2 separate regions of the Homo sapiens genome follow, and region 1 is linked to region 2. The links are chromatin loops, found by intact Hi-C in ENCODE. Cell type or tissue: gastrocnemius medialis. All regions are shown on one strand. Each heading gives the region's core, and the rest is flanking DNA. Links, peaks and the distances in the headings are about the cores only. Region 1 has its middle 4.5 kb from the start of LINC02005. Region 2 has its middle 79 kb from the start of LINC02005.

Region 1 (8,343 bases), core at 150-8,149, 74 kb after region 2:
GACCCTCCATACCTTCTTTACTAAAACCGAAGTCCAGCAGTAGTCCTGTGCATGCTGTCGATGGATGCAAACACTTCAGCAAATCTTGAGCTGTGATGAATCACCATTCATGTAGTTGTAGGAGGTGTGAATTAGACCAACTGGAGAAACATTCAAAGTACAGATTCCTGGGCCTATTATAGCCTTACAGAGAGGTCATATGGGACATTCTATAAGCACAAATAAGGATTGCCCTCTGAATTATACTCTCTTGCCCTTCTTTTGCCTTCTAACATTCATTTTTCTTTTAGCATTTCATGTATCCTTGGCCTACTTTACCTCTGAGTACATAAGTATGGGCAAGAGAGCGGGAGCAACAACCAAACTGCCTTGGATACAATTCTTTCCATCTCTTTTGATCACGGTGTGACTTTGGATAAATCATGTTGCCTCTCTGAGCTTGCTTCATCATTGGTTAAATGGAAATAATACTTCCTACCTTATATTATTTTCATAAAAACTAAATGTGACAATACAGGTAAAGTGTGGTGCCTAAAACAGTACGAATTCTATTATCGCTATGATTGTACTTTCTGTGATGCATAAGAATAAAGCCAGTGCAGAAGAAGGCAGAGTTGACAGGGAAGCTACTCAATCTCTGATGTCATTGTTTGAGCCTTTGAATCCAGCTGTGCCTGAAGCCTGTTCTCCTCGCTGAACTTCTCAGTTACTAGGGTTGATGGATTCCTTTTTTGGTTTAAGCCAGCTGGGGTTAGATGTCTGTCAATTATAACGGAGAAGTTCTGGCATATGTAGGACCAAACCTACTCTGTGTCAGTTTCATCTGATGAATATGTTTTAAATGCAGATTCTTGATCCTACCATTAGAGATTCTGGTTTTGTTGGCTTGGAATGGGGCCCAGGAATATGTATTTTTAGGGTACTCAAGATGCCTCAGATGTCACCAGCCTACACATCCACTTTAGGAAACTATTGCCTTAAATTAGGAGTCTTTTTATTTGGCAGTCCCTTCAGGACTTTGTAAGGTACCTTGTAAATAAAAGGACCATTAGCCTATTACATATTTGTTGAATTGAACACACATTTCAAGAATATGAGCAATGAGACTGCCCAAATTCCTTTTCCTTTCAAAGTTTATTTTTAATAGACAAATAACAGTTGTATAACTTTATGGGTTACAATGTGATGTTTCGATACGTGTATTCATTGTGGAATGACCAAAGTAGCCTAATTAGCATATTCATCACCTCAAATATTTATTTTTTCTTTGTTGAGAACATTCAAAATTATTATTATTATTTTTTAGCTATTTGGAACTACACAATAATTATTCTTGACAGGAGGATTACATGAAGTTGGCAGGACAGCCAAAAAGAATCAGATTATCTCCAGAAATTTCTACGTACCTTTGGGTATGATTGCATCTTGCAGTAGCTACCTTGAATTAATGTAGTACAAGTTTTAAATGCCATTTAGTTTTCTCTTTCTAGCTTTAAAGTTTTTGTTATGACTCGTTCATCCTATGAGCCTGGACCTGTTTCCTGACATAATTGAATTCTGCACTTTATTGTTTGTTTCAAATTAAGACCTCTTTGCTACATATAAAGATTTCATGTTAGGGTTGCCCTTTATGATAAATTTTATTCCCACTGAATGATTGTTTAATAAAAATTTCAGTCTCATTCCAACCACATCAAGGGGTTCCCAGGGACCAGTTTCATATACTCAGGATCCTGATAAATGGAGTGGGAATCCTCTTTATTAAAGACAGGCTGTAAAAGGTGCTATTGATGAAAGTATTAACAGCATATGCTATCAAAATGGGACAAAAATCAGAGTCCACTTGGAATAGAACTTTGCTTCATTTATTTGATGCTCACTTGGGTGATTTCATGCTCTTGGCCCCACAAATATTACAATTGCTCCCTCTGAAGGCCTATCTGGATGTATTTTTAAAGGTTATTGACTGAAGCTGAGAACGTGACCACAGAATATTTATTCTAAAGACTTTCTGTGGAAACCACTCATCATCTGCACTGAGAGGGAGGCAGTTTGGATGTGAGTTTGGAAAGATTGTTTTTAAAAGCAGCGATACATTTGGTGGTTTGAATTACAAAGCTGAAGGAGGCCAAGGATAACTAAACATCATGATAAAACCTGTAGACCCATCTTTTTATGTGGAACACAGGCAACCATAACATCAGAGCCATGGATTCTTCTAGTAGAAGACATGCTAAGAATCTCCAGCAGGAAGAAAAATATCCCATTCCTCTTGATACACTGACATTGATAAAATGACATTTTCAGATGGACGAAAACTTTGGCTTTATATAGCCCAGATTTCTTAGCGTTGATTTCATGGATCTATTGTGGGGAGGGGTAGTCAGGGGTTGAGGTTTATAGCTTCATTGGAAACCATAAAATATGTAAATAAGATTGCATGCTGGTGTGTATATGAAATTTTATTGTGCAGATGTACCCGAGAAAGACAAAGAACGATCAGTTTTCTCCCATGGACTCATTTTACAGACGGAAGTACTAAGGACCAGGCTGACATCTCCAATGTCCCACAGCAAGTAACTGACAGGACTGGCTCTAAATCTTTCAATTATGGCTGATAAATGGGAGCCTGCTTGTGAACTTGAGGCAGAGGGTCAGGGGCTATAAATTGAAAACCCTGAAGTGAAATTAACCTGCAGTTCAGTTTTGTTTTATTTGTACAATTTTTTATCCATTGGGAAAAGTCACACAAATATCCAAATTCTTCTGAAAAATTGCAAGATTTAGCAACAGGGAGCCCACATTTCCTTGGCATGTGCTCACCAGTTTGACCCAGTCCCTTCCCCTTTCTATTATCATGTGCTCAGCTGCTTTCCTTAGTTACCTGCCCTACCCGATCCCTGTAGCACTTGAGTTTATGATTCTGGGTGTAGAGAATTCTAATACCTGCTGGGTCTCTTGGGGGGTTTAAAAAGCTCCTTTGGGTCTGGTTCTGTGTCAGTCAGGGTAGACTAGTTTTGTTTGTAGTTTATATTAAAAATACCCTTGATATTGTCTGGCTTTGTGTTTCCACCCAAATCTCATCTTGAATTGTGATCCCCACGTGCCAAGGGAGGGAACCGTAATCCCCACGTCGTTGGAGGGAGTTGATTAGATCATGGGGGCAGTTTCCGCCATGCTGTTCTCCTGATAATGAGTTCTCATGAGATCTGATAATTTTATAAGGCAATTTTCCCTGCTCTTGCTGGCTCTTCTCTCTCCTGCTGCCATGTGAAGAAGGTCCTTGCTTCCCCTTCACCTTCCGCCATGACTGGTAGTTTCCTGAGGCCTCCCCAGCCATGTGGAACTCTGAGTCAATTAAACCTCTTTTCTTTATAAATTACCCAGTCTGAGGTGTTTCTTTATAGCAGTGTGAGAACAGACCGATACAACCCCCAAATCACAATGGCTTAAAATAACAGACATTTAATTCTTGCTCATGAAACATGCCATCAGGATTGCTATGATAGTCATTTAGGGATCCAGACTGATGGAGCAGCTGCCATCTCAAATGCTGCTGGTAAGAGCTCTGGATGGTGTCAAATTGACAATTAAATGCTTCAGCCCAAAAGTGACACATGTTGCATGTGCTCATAGCTCATTGGTCACTACCAGTCACATGGCCTCATCCAACCTTAAGGGCTTGGAGGTGTGATCCTATTGTGTGTGCAGAAGGCGGAGGCTGAGGAATACTTAGTGAGAACTACTGATTCCTTTTGCGAGCCTTGTGGAAACTGAGTGGTGGAACGTAATTCCTGCACGTGTGAGATTGCCTTGGGTCACCTGTGAACACCTTATCTACAATAATAAAGCACTCTGTGTGTGAGGAACATGGAGCGAAGTCTGTGTGAAGTTCAAGATGTTCTGTGGAGATAGAAGCCTGCCATCTGGCCTGGATTCGCATCCCAGATTTCTCACTGTGTGGTACTGGGAAAATGCTCTGTATATTTGAGTATCAGTTTTCTCATCTATAACTTAGAGTACTAATATCATCTGTCATTGTTAGCATAGCAGCCTAAACTGACTAAGTACTATAAGCTATAGATGACAGAAACCTCTCACAGCTGTGGAGGTTGGAAGCCTGTGATCAGAGTGCCAGCATGATTGAGTTCTAGTGAGGGCCCTCTTCCGGGTTACAGACTGCCAACTTCTCATTGTATTCCTCTATTTCAGAAAGAGGGTCAAAAAGCTCCCTGGGGTCTCTCTTACAAGGGAACTAATCTCAGTCATGAAGGCCCCACCCTCGTGACCTCATTATCTCCCAAAGGCTCCATCTCCTAATACCATCTCGTGGAGACTAGAGTCTCAACATATGAATTTGGAGGAGACACAGACATTCAGTAAATTACACCATCTTCTGAGTTTTTAGAGATAATTACATTAAATGAATTCAGAGAGTAGGTATAAAGCCCAATATTGTATCTCTAGCAGTGGTAGTTGCTATTTTTGAGGGTGCTACATTGTAGTGGCTATAAAATGGGTTTACATGTAGCTATAAGACTTTGGGAAAGTCATCAAACTTCTCTGTGCCTTAACTTACTGATCTTAAAAATGAACAGTCACTATGCCTGTGCCTTAAAATCATTATGATGATTCAATGAGGTTTTGTATGAAAAGCACCCCACAAAAATCAAGCACTTGATAAATATGGCATACTAGTATTTTAAAAATATGATGTGGATTAGTATGCAGATACACAAATTCTTTCATTTCTTTTAAAAAAATTTAAAAAATACCACTAACAATTCTAGCCCAAAGAAGTCTAAAAAGCTCTCTGGGGTCCCTTTTATAAAGATACTAATCCCATTGATCTCATTAGTCTCATCAACTCTGCTAACCAATATTACTATAATTTTATTGGAGCCTGTTTCTGTCTTAAAATGTTTTTACTTTATAACCTTCTTAGGTATAAGACTCTGTTGTCGGGACTACAGGCCTTCTGGGTGTTTTCTGATGAGGACAAACTCTATTCTGAGAATTGGGCAGCTCTGCTGGTCTTTGACCCACGTGGTACATTTGTGCAGCAGTCAGAAATTTATAACACAATTCAGGGAGCTGCTGCCAGTACTCATCAGTGCCAAGCTGCTTAGGCAAAAACGTGGGGAACATTTTGTCTTATCTACTCAACTCCTTCCCTAAGAACCCAATGAACAAATTGACCCTAGGGAATCAAGCAATCAAGCAGACTACTATTGCCACAGATCCTCTTGTGAGTATCCCAGACAAGCATAAGAGAAATAGAAGGTATTAGAGGCCAAAAGAAAAAAAAAATCAAGAAATACAGAAAAGGGTGGTTGTCTGTACCTGATACTTGAATCTCAGTTCTCCAAATATCAAAGTCTTTAAGAAAGACACCAAAGGGCAAGCAAGCACACTTTTTGGAAGACTACCAAGAGCTTTATTATTTTAATTCTCCTGACGCTACTCTGCGAGATAGTTTTATTTTTTCCCCCCGCCCCCCCTTTTTTTTATTTTTGAGACGGAGTCTCACTTGTTGCCTAGGTTGGAGTGCAGTGGTGTGATCTCGGCTCACTGCAACCTCTGCCTCCCGGGTTCAAGCGATTCTCCTGCCTCAGCCTCCCAAGTAGCTGGGACTACAGGTGTGTGCCACCATGCCTGGCTGATTTTTTGTATTTTTAGGAGAGACAGGGTTTCATCATGTTAGCCAGGCTGGTCTCGAACTCCTGACCTCAAGTGATCTGCCCGCCTCGGCATCCCAAAGTGCTGGGATTACAGGTGTGAGCCACCACACCTGGCCACTTGTTCCCCTTTTATAGATGGGGAAAGTGAGGCCCAGAGAGGTCAAGCAATTGTCTAAGGTCGCATGGGACACATGGTGAATCTTAAATTTAAACCAGAGCTAACTAGCTCTTTCCACTATACCATGTTGACATGGTTTGGCTGTGTTCCCATTGAAATTTCAACTTGAAATGTATCTCCCAGAATTTTCATGTGTTGTGGCAGGGACCTAGGAGGAGGTAATTGAATCATGGGGGCTGCCTTTCCTGTGCTATTCTTGTAATAGTGAATACGTCTCACGAGATCCGATGGGTTTATCAGGAGTTTCTGCCTTTGCTTCTTCCTCATTCTCTCTTGCTGCCACCATATAAGAAGTGTCTTTCACCTCTCGCCATGATTCTGAGGCCTCCCCAGCCATGCGGAACTGTAAGTCCAATTAAACTTCTTTTTCTTCCCAGTCTTGGGTATGTTTTTATTAGCAGCATGAAAATGAACTAGTACAGTAAATTGGTACCAGTAGAGTGGGGCATTGCTGAAAAGATACCCGAAAATGTAGAAGTGACTTCAGAACTGGGTAACAGGCAGAGGCTGGAACAGTTTGGAGGGCTCAGGAGAAGACAGGAAAATGTGGGAAAGTTTGGAGCTTCCTAGAGACTTGTTGAATGGCTTTACCCAAAATGCTGATAGTGGTATGGACAATAAGGTCCAGGCTGAGGTGACCTCAGATGGAGATGAGGAACTTATTGGGAACTGGAGTAAAGGTGACTCTTCTTATGTTTCAGCAAAGAGACTGGAGACATTTTGCTCCTGCCCTAGGGATTTGTGGAACTTTGAACTTGAGAAAGATGATTTAGGGTATCTGGCAGAAGAAATTTCTAAACAGCAAAGCATTCAAGAGGTAACTTGGGTTCTTTTAAAGGCATTCAGTTTTATAAGGGAAGCAGAGCATAAAAGTTTGAAAAATTTGCAGCCTGACTATATGATAGAAAAGAAAAACCCATTTTTTTCTGGGGAGAAATTCAAGCCAATTGCAGAAATGTGCATAAGTAGCCTGGAGCCTAATGTTAATCCCCAAGACCATGGGGAAAATGTCTCCAGGACACATCAGAGACCTTCATGGCAGCAGCTCCCATCACAGGTCCAGAGGCCCAGGAGGAAAAACTGGCTTCGTGGGCTGGGCCCAGGGCCCAGTGCTGTGTGTAGCCTAGGGAGTTGGTGCCCTGTGTCTCAGTTCCTCCAGCCATGGCTGAAAGGGGCCAATGTACAGCTCGGGCTGTGGCTTCAGAGGGTGGAAACCCCAAGCCTTGGCAGCTTCCATATGGTGTTGAGCCTGTGGGTGCACAGAAGTCAAGAATTGAGGTTTAGGAACCTCCACCTAGATTTCAGAAGATGTATGGAAATGCCTGGATGCCCAGGCCAAAGTTTTCTGTAGGGGCAGGGCCCTCATGGAGAACCTCTGCTAGGGCAGTGTGGAAGGGAAATGTGGGGTTGGAGCCCCCACACAGAGTCTCTACTGGGGCACTGCCTAGTGGAGCTGTGAGAAGAGGGCCACCGTCCTCCAGACACCAGAATGGTAGATCCACTAACAGCTTGCAATGTGCGCCTGGAAAAGCCTCAGACGCTCAAGGCCAGACTGTGAAAGCAGCTGGTAGGGAGGCTGTATCCTGCGAAGCCACAGGGGCAGAGCTGCTCAAGAATATGGGAACCCACCTCTTGCATCAGCATGTCCTGGATGTGAGACCTGGAGTCAAAGATCATTTTGGAGCTTTAAAATTTGGCCACCTCACTGGATTTTGGACTTGCATGGGCCCTGTAACCCCTGTTTTGGCAATTTTCTCCCATTTGGAATGGTTATATTTACCCAATACTTGTACCCCCATTATATCTAGGAAGTAAGTAGCTTGCTTTTGATTTTACAGGCTCATAGGCAGAAGAGACTTGCATTGTCTCAGATGAGACTTTGGACTGCGGACTTTTGGGTTAATGCTGAAATGAGTTAAGACTTTGGGGGACTGTTGGGAAGGCATGATTGGTTTTGAAATGTGAGGACATGAGATTTGGAGGGGCCGGGGCAGAGTGATATGGTTTGGCTGTGTCCCCATTCAAATCTCAACTTGAATTGTATCTCCCAGAATTCTCACATGTTGTGGGAGGGACCCAGGGGGACGTAAGTGAATCATGAGGGCCAGTCTTTCCTATGCTATTCTCATGATAGTGAATAAGTCTCACGAGATCTGATGGGTTTATCAGGAGTTTCCACTTTTGCTTCTTCCTCATTCTCTCTTGGTGCCACCATGTAAGAAGTGCCTTTCACTTCCTGCCATGATTCTGAAGTCCCCCCAGCCATGTGGAACTGTAAGTCCAATTAAACCTCTTTTTCTTCCCAGTTTCAGGTATATCTTTATCAGCAACATGAAAATGGACTAATACACGTGTAATTTCTCCTGGCAGGGGAAATGTTAGCTCCAAAAATGTCAGCTTTAGAGTCCCCTCAAAATGTGGCCTAGAGAGGTTAATACATTTCTCAGAGAGATAAAATAATCAGCTGAAGATTTCAGGGCTGGT
Region 2 (8,343 bases), core at 179-8,178:
AAATCTTTTATATCATAGTTAGGAAATTATGTAGATTGTATAAAATATATAGATTATACTAGCTTTGAGCTTCATTTCTGGATAATACAATTGCTAGAACAGGAATCAATGGCTTGGATCCCTCAGGTTCAACACTGGGAGCTGGGATGGGTGCAGCTTCCTCAGAGACCATTGAGCCTCCAGGGGAGGGATGGATGCTGGAGGGAAACTGGGGCTCTGTGAGGGAGGAGGAAGAGGAGAATGCTGCACAGACAGTAAACAGGGTCTACTATAATTCCTAGTGTTTGCAAAGATCCAGATTTAGCTCCTGGGGAAGCCTAACTGTATTTCCTACCTTGTTACTTTATAATCTTCTTTCTTTTGTAGCTTCAACTCATTTCAGTAGATTATGTTATTTGCAACCAAAAAGATCCAGAAGTAAAACAAAGGCAGGTGGGAAGATAATGTAAGTGAAGGAAAAAATAGTTTGATATCCTCGTAAGTTTAAAGAAGGACTGTTATAGATATGAATTAAAATTGTCTTGCCTGTTGCCTTTTATCAGCAGATGTGGCTATGGGGCTTATCCGTTTACAAATTTGAAAAAGATGGAGAAAACTTAGGCTTCATATTGAAGATGCTGCAGAGTTTGCATGTGGGCAACAAAGGCTTCACAACAAACGAGGTGTCATGGGAAAAATAAGAGCTGAAAACGTTTCCTGCCTCTGGGAAGTTGGTGCTATGAAAGTTTCCTCTGCTAAGTAATCAAGTAGCACATTTCTCTACTGGTCTGTGAAGAAGAAGGCAGTACTATGGCTGACGAGTTAAACTTTTCTTTGCAGCTTCGAACCTCACTGTGCGTGAGAATCTCAGCATATGTGTCCAAGCCTACCTCTGCATGTTTGGGTTTAAATCAGATTCCTGGATACTGCTCTAAGGGATGACAGTCTTAGTAGGTCCTGTGGGTGCCTGGGAATCTGCATTTTAAACAAATGCTTCCTCCTCATCCTTTATTCCCCTCTCCTCTTCATGATTTTGATCCAGGCTTTGAGAATTTTGCTTTAGATGTAATGATTCTTGTCTTTTTCATGACTGAGGCAAGAGTTGGGAAAGACAGTGCTGCCAGCTTGTCGTGCTGCAGTGAGCTTACTCAGATCCGTTTGTCAGCTCAGCTTTCTGACTGCTTAGAGAGCCAGAGAAGCTGGCTCTTCTGGGAATGGCTGACATTCCCGCGACAATGGAATTTCCTTTGCTGCAGAAGATGTGGCTTGCATCACGCTGTGCACAGATTTTGTTGCTACTCAGTAAGATTTCCCTGAAGTGGCCTCAATTGAGTGATGGCTAGGAATGGGGCTTGCAGGCCCTGAGAGCACACTGATTGCAGTGTGAACATCATGCAGGGTTTTGCAATGCAGAGGAAAATGGTGTTGGGCCAGTGATCATGTCGGCTGCCTTATGAAATGTACTTCTTGTGCCCTCGCAGAGGAGTTACTCTTGATACTGACCAGGGTTAGCGGAAGTGATGAATGTATTTATATGTGTATATAACCCCTGATGGGTTGAAGTTTCTGTGTTTTCAATGGACTTTGATGTGGAGGAGAAAATACATTTCAAGAAGAAATCCCTGTAGGAGAGAAGCCTGGGTGCCTTCCCCCTCCCCCAAAGGCATTCTGATCCAGATAGAAAGCAGGCCCTGAGGATATAAAAATTTGAAGTGCTGTGGAAAACAGTAATTTCAGCTGGGACTGCTGGTGGGTGTGGAGAGATGACTCAGATTCATGAAAGAGAATCAAAGACATCCTGGAAAGAAGAAATGTGTTTGGTAGCATATGGCTGTTTTGCCTTTTTCTTTCTGGGAATGGGGGAGCTTTGAGAAGGAATACAGGGCATATACTAGTGTTAGGGAGGACTAGGGAGCTAGATGTCACCTGCCAAGGCCAGAGGTGTCCTTAGAAAGAACAATAGGCCATCTTGGTGACAGAAATGGTACTAGTGCTTCCTGGATAGCAAATACCAGGAACTCTGTAGCACTGCTCTCCTCACCCTTCCCCATAACTGACATTGCCAGTGGATCACAGTGCCCTTTTTCACTTGAGGCAGTCATTAGCAACACGTCAGAGTTAGCACTCCAGATGAGATTGAAGATACTTAAGCATTCCACCGAAGAAGATCAGAGAGAACTTCTCAGACCAGATGAAATGTAGAAACAAGACAAATATCACAGAATGGTTCCAAAGCTTCAAAATATCTTGGGGGATTCTCTGATTCCTTTCTAAGGACTGTGAGAAACCTAAGATAATTTATATCAATGACAATAAAAGCAGCTATTATTTGTCAAACACTTTCAATATGCAGGCACTGAGCTATTTTTGTGTCATTTAATCCTCATAGCAGTGTTGTGAGGGGCTGACATTCCTATTTTACAGGTGAAGAAACTGAGCTCAGAGAGGTTGATTGACTTTCTCAGGGTCACACAGCTGATAGGTTGTAGCCTACTGTCATTACTATATTTTACTCCCCCTGCAGTTACCCTTTTATCTCATTCCTCATATTCTCCCTCCAATGTTTATCTTATATTTAGAGTTTACCTGTCACCTATAGTCAGGTAGTGTTTCCTACACTCAAAAGGGTGCAAAACTGCATGGGTGCATGCACACAAATACACACACACATCCTCTAAGGGTAGCTAAGGCATCCCTCCCCTGTACTCCCACAGTACCTTATGATTACTCCAATCAAAGCACGTATCACTCTGTTTTTAATTCCCTTATTACTTATTTCCCCCATAAGACTGAAATCATTTAACACAGGGACTTTTTTTTTTTGAGACAGAGTCTTGCTCTGTCGCCCAGACTGGGGTGCAGTGGCGCAATCTCGGCTCACTGCAAGCTCCACCTCGCGGGTTCACGCCATTCTCCTGCCTCAGCCTCCCCAGTAGCTGGGACTACGGGCGCCCGCCACCACGCCCTGCTAATTTTTTTTGAATTTTTAGTAGAGACGGGGTTTCATCATGTTAGCCAGGATGGTCTCGATCTCCTGACCTCGTGATCCACCTGCCTCGGCCTCCCAAAGTGCTGGGATTACAGGCGTGAGCCACCGCGCCCGGCAACACAGGGACTTTCTTGTTTATTTTCTGTACGCTTTCGATAACTAAATTATTAAGATTCCAAGTTGTTCCATAACTTGGCAGAATACTATCTTGGTATCTTGAATGTGGTATCTCGTATTCAATGAGCAACCATATACGTGTTGCTCATTGAGTATTCTGACACCTTTTTTTCAATAAACTTCTGTATAGAAACACTGTGTGAACAGTACTTGCCAGTTGGTATTTTGAGCCCTCAAATTGGTGAGATTTTTGTAGGATAGGATAAAAGCTCTAAGTGAAATGCTATGATTCTTTCTTTCCCCAAAGAGTATGAGGCTCTTTGAGCAAAACACATGTGTATATGCATACTTCTGTCTATATACATTTTAATAATAACAATAGCTGTCATTGACAACTATTAATTGACAACTTAATATGTTATAGGCCTGTGCTAAGACCCCAAGTAACATTCTCTCATTTGTCTTTTGCCTTAGGATATGTTTTGAGCATAATTTTCCAGAAGAGAAAATTGAGGCTCAGAGAAGTTAGGAAATCTGCCTGAGGCCACACAGCCAGGAAATGACTGAGCTAATATTCTGACCTAAAACGTTTACCTACACAGTGTCAGTCTTAAGCAGGCATTTAGAATCCAGAGGGCTTGGGCTCAAGATTATCTCTCTCAGTCTGGTGAATGCAAGGTAATGCAAAGGATTAGCCCCAGTCAGACTTCTGACCAGCTCCCTGAGGTTTGTTTATCCTCTGAATTACCTGTGCGAAGATTTCTGCCATCGCCATCTCCCCTTTCTCTGCTTGTGGAGAGTGGGCTCAGGAGTGAGGGGAAGCATGCAGAAATTGTTAGTTGACACCTCGCCCTGGTCATTCCCATGACTTATGAGTGCACATCAGACACACAGTTGCCAAACACTCTCGCGTGATACTCATTTTCCCTGGGTCCCAGCTGCCTATGAGTCCAGAAAGAAAGCTGGGGCCAGCGCTGGGGTCAGCCAAACAAACAGATGGAGATGAGCAGAGGTGACAGCCGATCACTCCTCGGCATCTGCTGGGCCTGTCGCGGCTGCTCTGGCTGGCTGATGCCTTGACCCAGCTAATCCTGTTGGTCATCCTGGTGCCGGCTGTGTTGTGTCACTCATCCTACCCTTGGGGTGACTTCTGCTTTCCTTTGGAAAGTCAGATGGATAATGCTGGACTGCTTGCCTCCGTCCTGGTCTTGGGTCAGCCAAGCCCTCACATGGACTAAAGGGCTATCCAAGGTGCCAGTCTCTAGGGAGTTTACAGATAATATTAGTCTATCTCCAGGTACTTCCCATTTTGGCATTTTGTTATCTGACACCAACAGTGCTTCTATTCCTGCTGTGGTTAGCTAAGGTTTTAAGAATACCGTGCTAAAAGAGTAAAAGACCCAGGCTTATGTGGGGGTGGTTTTTTGGGTCCATGGCCACAAACTTCACCCATCCCTCTACCTCTCTAATAGTTCCTGAGCACCTATTATGTGCCAATCACTGTATTAGGATTACTGCCAAATCGATAGTGAAAAAATCCAATTTCATTAGTGCCACCACAGAACGTAGAATCCACTAGAGGAGCTGAAAAATAAACTAGCTAGAAATAGATTGATATAATTACGATTTGAGCAAAGTCATAAAGGAGAAGAGTGTTGCAGGAAGTGGTAGGTGAAGACCCAGAAGCAGCCAGCAGCTTTACTCCTTCTAGGAACTGAAAGGTGGCCCTGGTACTGGGGTGTGGTAGATGGCGGGGAGCGGGGAGGAGATTGGGAAGGCCAGGAGGGCACAGGTCAGATCATGTGAGGGAGCTTGAGCTTGTTTTTTTTTGTTTTTTTTTTTGTTGTTGTTGTTTTGTTTTAAGTTCCGGGATACATGTGTTGCCAGACGTGCGGTTTTGTTACATAGGTAAATGTGTGCCATGGTGGTTTGCTGCACCTGTCAACCTATCACCTTAGATATTAAGCCCCGCATGCGTTAGCTATTTATTCTGATGCTGTCTCTCCCCCGCCCACCCCCTGCCCCCAATAGGCTCCAGTGTGTGTTTTTCCCCTCCCTGTGTCCATGTGTTCTCATTGTTCAGATCCCACTTATAAGCGAGAAGGTGTGGTGTTTGGTTTTCTGTTCCTCCATTAGTTTGCTGAGAATAATGACTTTCAGCTCCATCCATGTCCCTGTAAAGGACATGATCATATTATTTTTTTTTTGTTTTTGAGACTGAGTCTTGCTCTGTCGCCCAGGCTGGAGTGCAGTGGCGTAGTCTCGGCTCACTGCAAGCTCCGCCTCCCAGGTTCAAGTGATTCTCCCGCCTGAACCACCCGAGTAGCTGGGACTACAGGTGTGTGCCACCACTCCCGGCTAATTTTTTGTATTTTTAGTAGAGACGGGGTTTCACCGTGTTAGCCAGGATGGTGTCTATCTCCTGACCTCATGATCCACCTGCCTCGGCCTCCCAAAGTGCTGGGATTACAGGCATGAACCACCGTGCCTGGCTAATCTTATTCCTTTTTATTGCTGTATAGTATTCCATTGTGTACATGTACCACATTTTCTTTATCCAGTCTATCACTGATGTGTATTTGGGTTGATTCCATGTCTTTGCTATTGTGAACAGCTTGGGTTTTATTTGAGTTTCACTGGAACACACTGAAGGGTTTCAAGCAGGTGAATGACATAATCTGGGTGACATTTTAAAATAACTCATCTTCTTGCAGTGTGGAGAATATTTGGGACAGAGTTAGAGTGGAAGAAGTAAAATAAATTAAGAGGCTATCACAGTGCCTCGGGAAAACTAAGATAGCTATAACAGCAGTGGAGAAAAGTCAAGGATCTTAAGATTATTCTTTGTGGTCATGTGGAAACAAAATGACAATAGGTCAATGGCCTGGGTGACTCAACTTCTCTGCTGCAAGTTAAAAATTCTAAAAAATAATCTATTTAGAAATTACCCTTCTCATCATGTATTAAGTGAAAGTAATTGGACAACTGAACACAGATTTTGTGCAAGAATATACATTGCAATGCTGTTCATAATAGCAAAAAATTCTCCATGAGTTTTTCCAAATATCAAACCTAGGAACTTGTTTAACATATCACAGTTCACTATATAATGCTATTACATGAAACAATTGTCATACATCTATTTATTGATATGGAGAGATATTCATAGTGTAGTGAGTGAATAGAGCATATTTAAAATCATATGGACAATATGATGATGCCATTGTTTGGTTACATCTGCAAAGAAAACTCTTAAATAACATGCAGTGAACATATTAACAATAATGAATACTGGGTATGAGAAATTATGGGCAATTACAAATCTTTTCATCATCTGTATTTTCTGTTTATTTCACCATATATTAGATTGGTGTAATTTTAATAATTTAAAAATCATTTCCTGTACATAGGTAGTGGATTAGATGTGATAAGCTTCAAATACACTACATATATTTATCTGTGTTGTTGCTAAACACATTGGTTTACTCACTGAATCTTTGTACGTGCCTTATTTTCCCCTTTCTCTTTTTGTAATCTTCATTTATGTCATTTTGGAATATCTTTCTCACTTTCCTTCCTTGTGTCTAAATTCACTCTTCCATAAATAGGGTGAGCACATAATTTCTTATACTAACTGCAACACTTATGAGAATGAAAAGAGGCTGGGTGCAGTGGCTCATGCCTGTAATCCCAGCACTGTGGGAGGCTGAGATGGGTAGATCACCTGAGGTCAGGAATTCAAGACCAGCCTAGCCAACATGGCGAAACCCTGTCTCTACTTAAAACATAAAAATTAGCCAGGTGTGGTGGCGGGTGCCTGTAGTCCCAGCTACTAAGGAGGCTGAGGCAGGACAATTGCTTGAACTTGGGAGGCAGAGGCTGTAGTGAGCCGAGATCATGCCATTGCACTCCAGCCTGGGTGACGGAGAGAGACTCCATCTCAAAAAAAAAAAGAAAAAAGAAAAAAAAAAAGAATGAAAAGAATAAATATGATACCAGGACAACAAGTATAAACTGATGTTGTCACAGCCAAATCAGTATACTTGGTCAATCATAGTAGCCCCTTAGTTAGTTTGTATTTCCACTATAATACTCTCTCTGCCATTTTGAACTCTAATTATTCTTATATTTCATCCTTGGCAATAGTTACAAATATACCTTTTGCTATTGGTTCTTTTTCAGATTGTTATTTACATCTTTGATCGTCATTGATCATTTCACCTGCTTGTATGTTCTTTGTTAACTGGATGCCAAACTCAGTAATAGCAGATACTGTGTTGTTTACAGGGCCCCTCTCACTTCAATGCTAGTACAATGCCTTATAACTCATAAATGCTTAATAAGTGTTGTGATTAGTTAGTAGTAAAATTGTTCCACTATTCCAGGCAAATGAAAAAAATATATAGTTAACTCAGGTCAGAAAGAGAGTGAAGGCAAGACCCCCTGGGAAGGTGCAGCTAGCAGAAACATTGCCAAATCAAATCAGGTTTCCAGTTTACCAAGAGTCAGCGAGCCCTATGGACATACTCTAACCCAAACTGGGGAAATTGGGAACAAATGATTTTGGAACCCCACATATTTGGGGATGGGGTGGGGAGACCTTCACAGGCTTGTAGGCCACATGGCAGTTTCAAGTTTTTCATACACAAGACTTGGAAGTGAAAGTCAGAAGTGATTAAAAATACACATCTTACAGATGTCTGGATACTGTTCAAATCCCCAAAAGTGTGATAGAAAATGCAGTTGCTTTCCAGATTTTTAGGGCGGAAAAAAAAGCCACCGTGGTCCCTTTGTCTCCTTATTAAATGGGTATGGTTCAAGTGACGTTTTAAATTTGTAGTGTTATGTCAGCTGCCTGTTTACCTTTTGAGCGGCCCTGAAACTGAAAACAGGGTAATTGGAGGAACACGTGATGTGTCCCAGGACATGAAAAGTCCGTATTATTTTTAGCATATGCCAAGTAAGCCTAGGTAAGTGTAACATGCATATAAACATAATTTATGGAAATGAAAAATATAAAAACCTTGATACTGTCTCCCTGATACCAAAATAGAACAAAATTATCGTCTTTTTACATTTTTCTACATTCTCATTTTTTAAAAGAAAATTTTAATTTTATTTATTTTACTTTTTAAAAAAGCACTCTGTAACCATGTCCAGCTGTTTGGCTTTGTTTATAATAACCTGTTTACTTATCATCAATTTAAACACATGATCTGAACATCTGTCTCCTTCTACCCCAACTTATTTGCTTTCAG

Evidence for each region. Peaks named below come from ENCODE experiments on the same cell type or tissue, not always from the same donor. Only the 100,000 strongest peaks of a DNase experiment are listed, where the experiment ranks them.
Region 1: it touches region 2 in a loop (4-fold over the local background); 1 of 110 quality-filtered maps calls a loop at or near these places.

What each region holds. Positions count from the first base shown.
Region 1 is chr3:73,800,536-73,808,878 of GRCh38, forward strand. No RefSeq gene overlaps it. Among named protein-coding and RNA genes, the nearest start is that of LINC02005, 4.5 kb to the right of the region's middle. In gastrocnemius medialis, for the core only: no CTCF peak of the experiment used is centred there; a DNase peak (open chromatin) is centred at 5,076; H3K27ac peaks cover 2,497 bases.
Region 2 is chr3:73,726,020-73,734,362 of GRCh38, forward strand. No RefSeq gene overlaps it. Among named protein-coding and RNA genes, the nearest start is that of LINC02005, 79 kb to the right of the region's middle. In gastrocnemius medialis, for the core only: no CTCF peak of the experiment used is centred there; DNase peaks (open chromatin) are centred at 1,382 and 4,102; H3K27ac peaks cover 4,316 bases.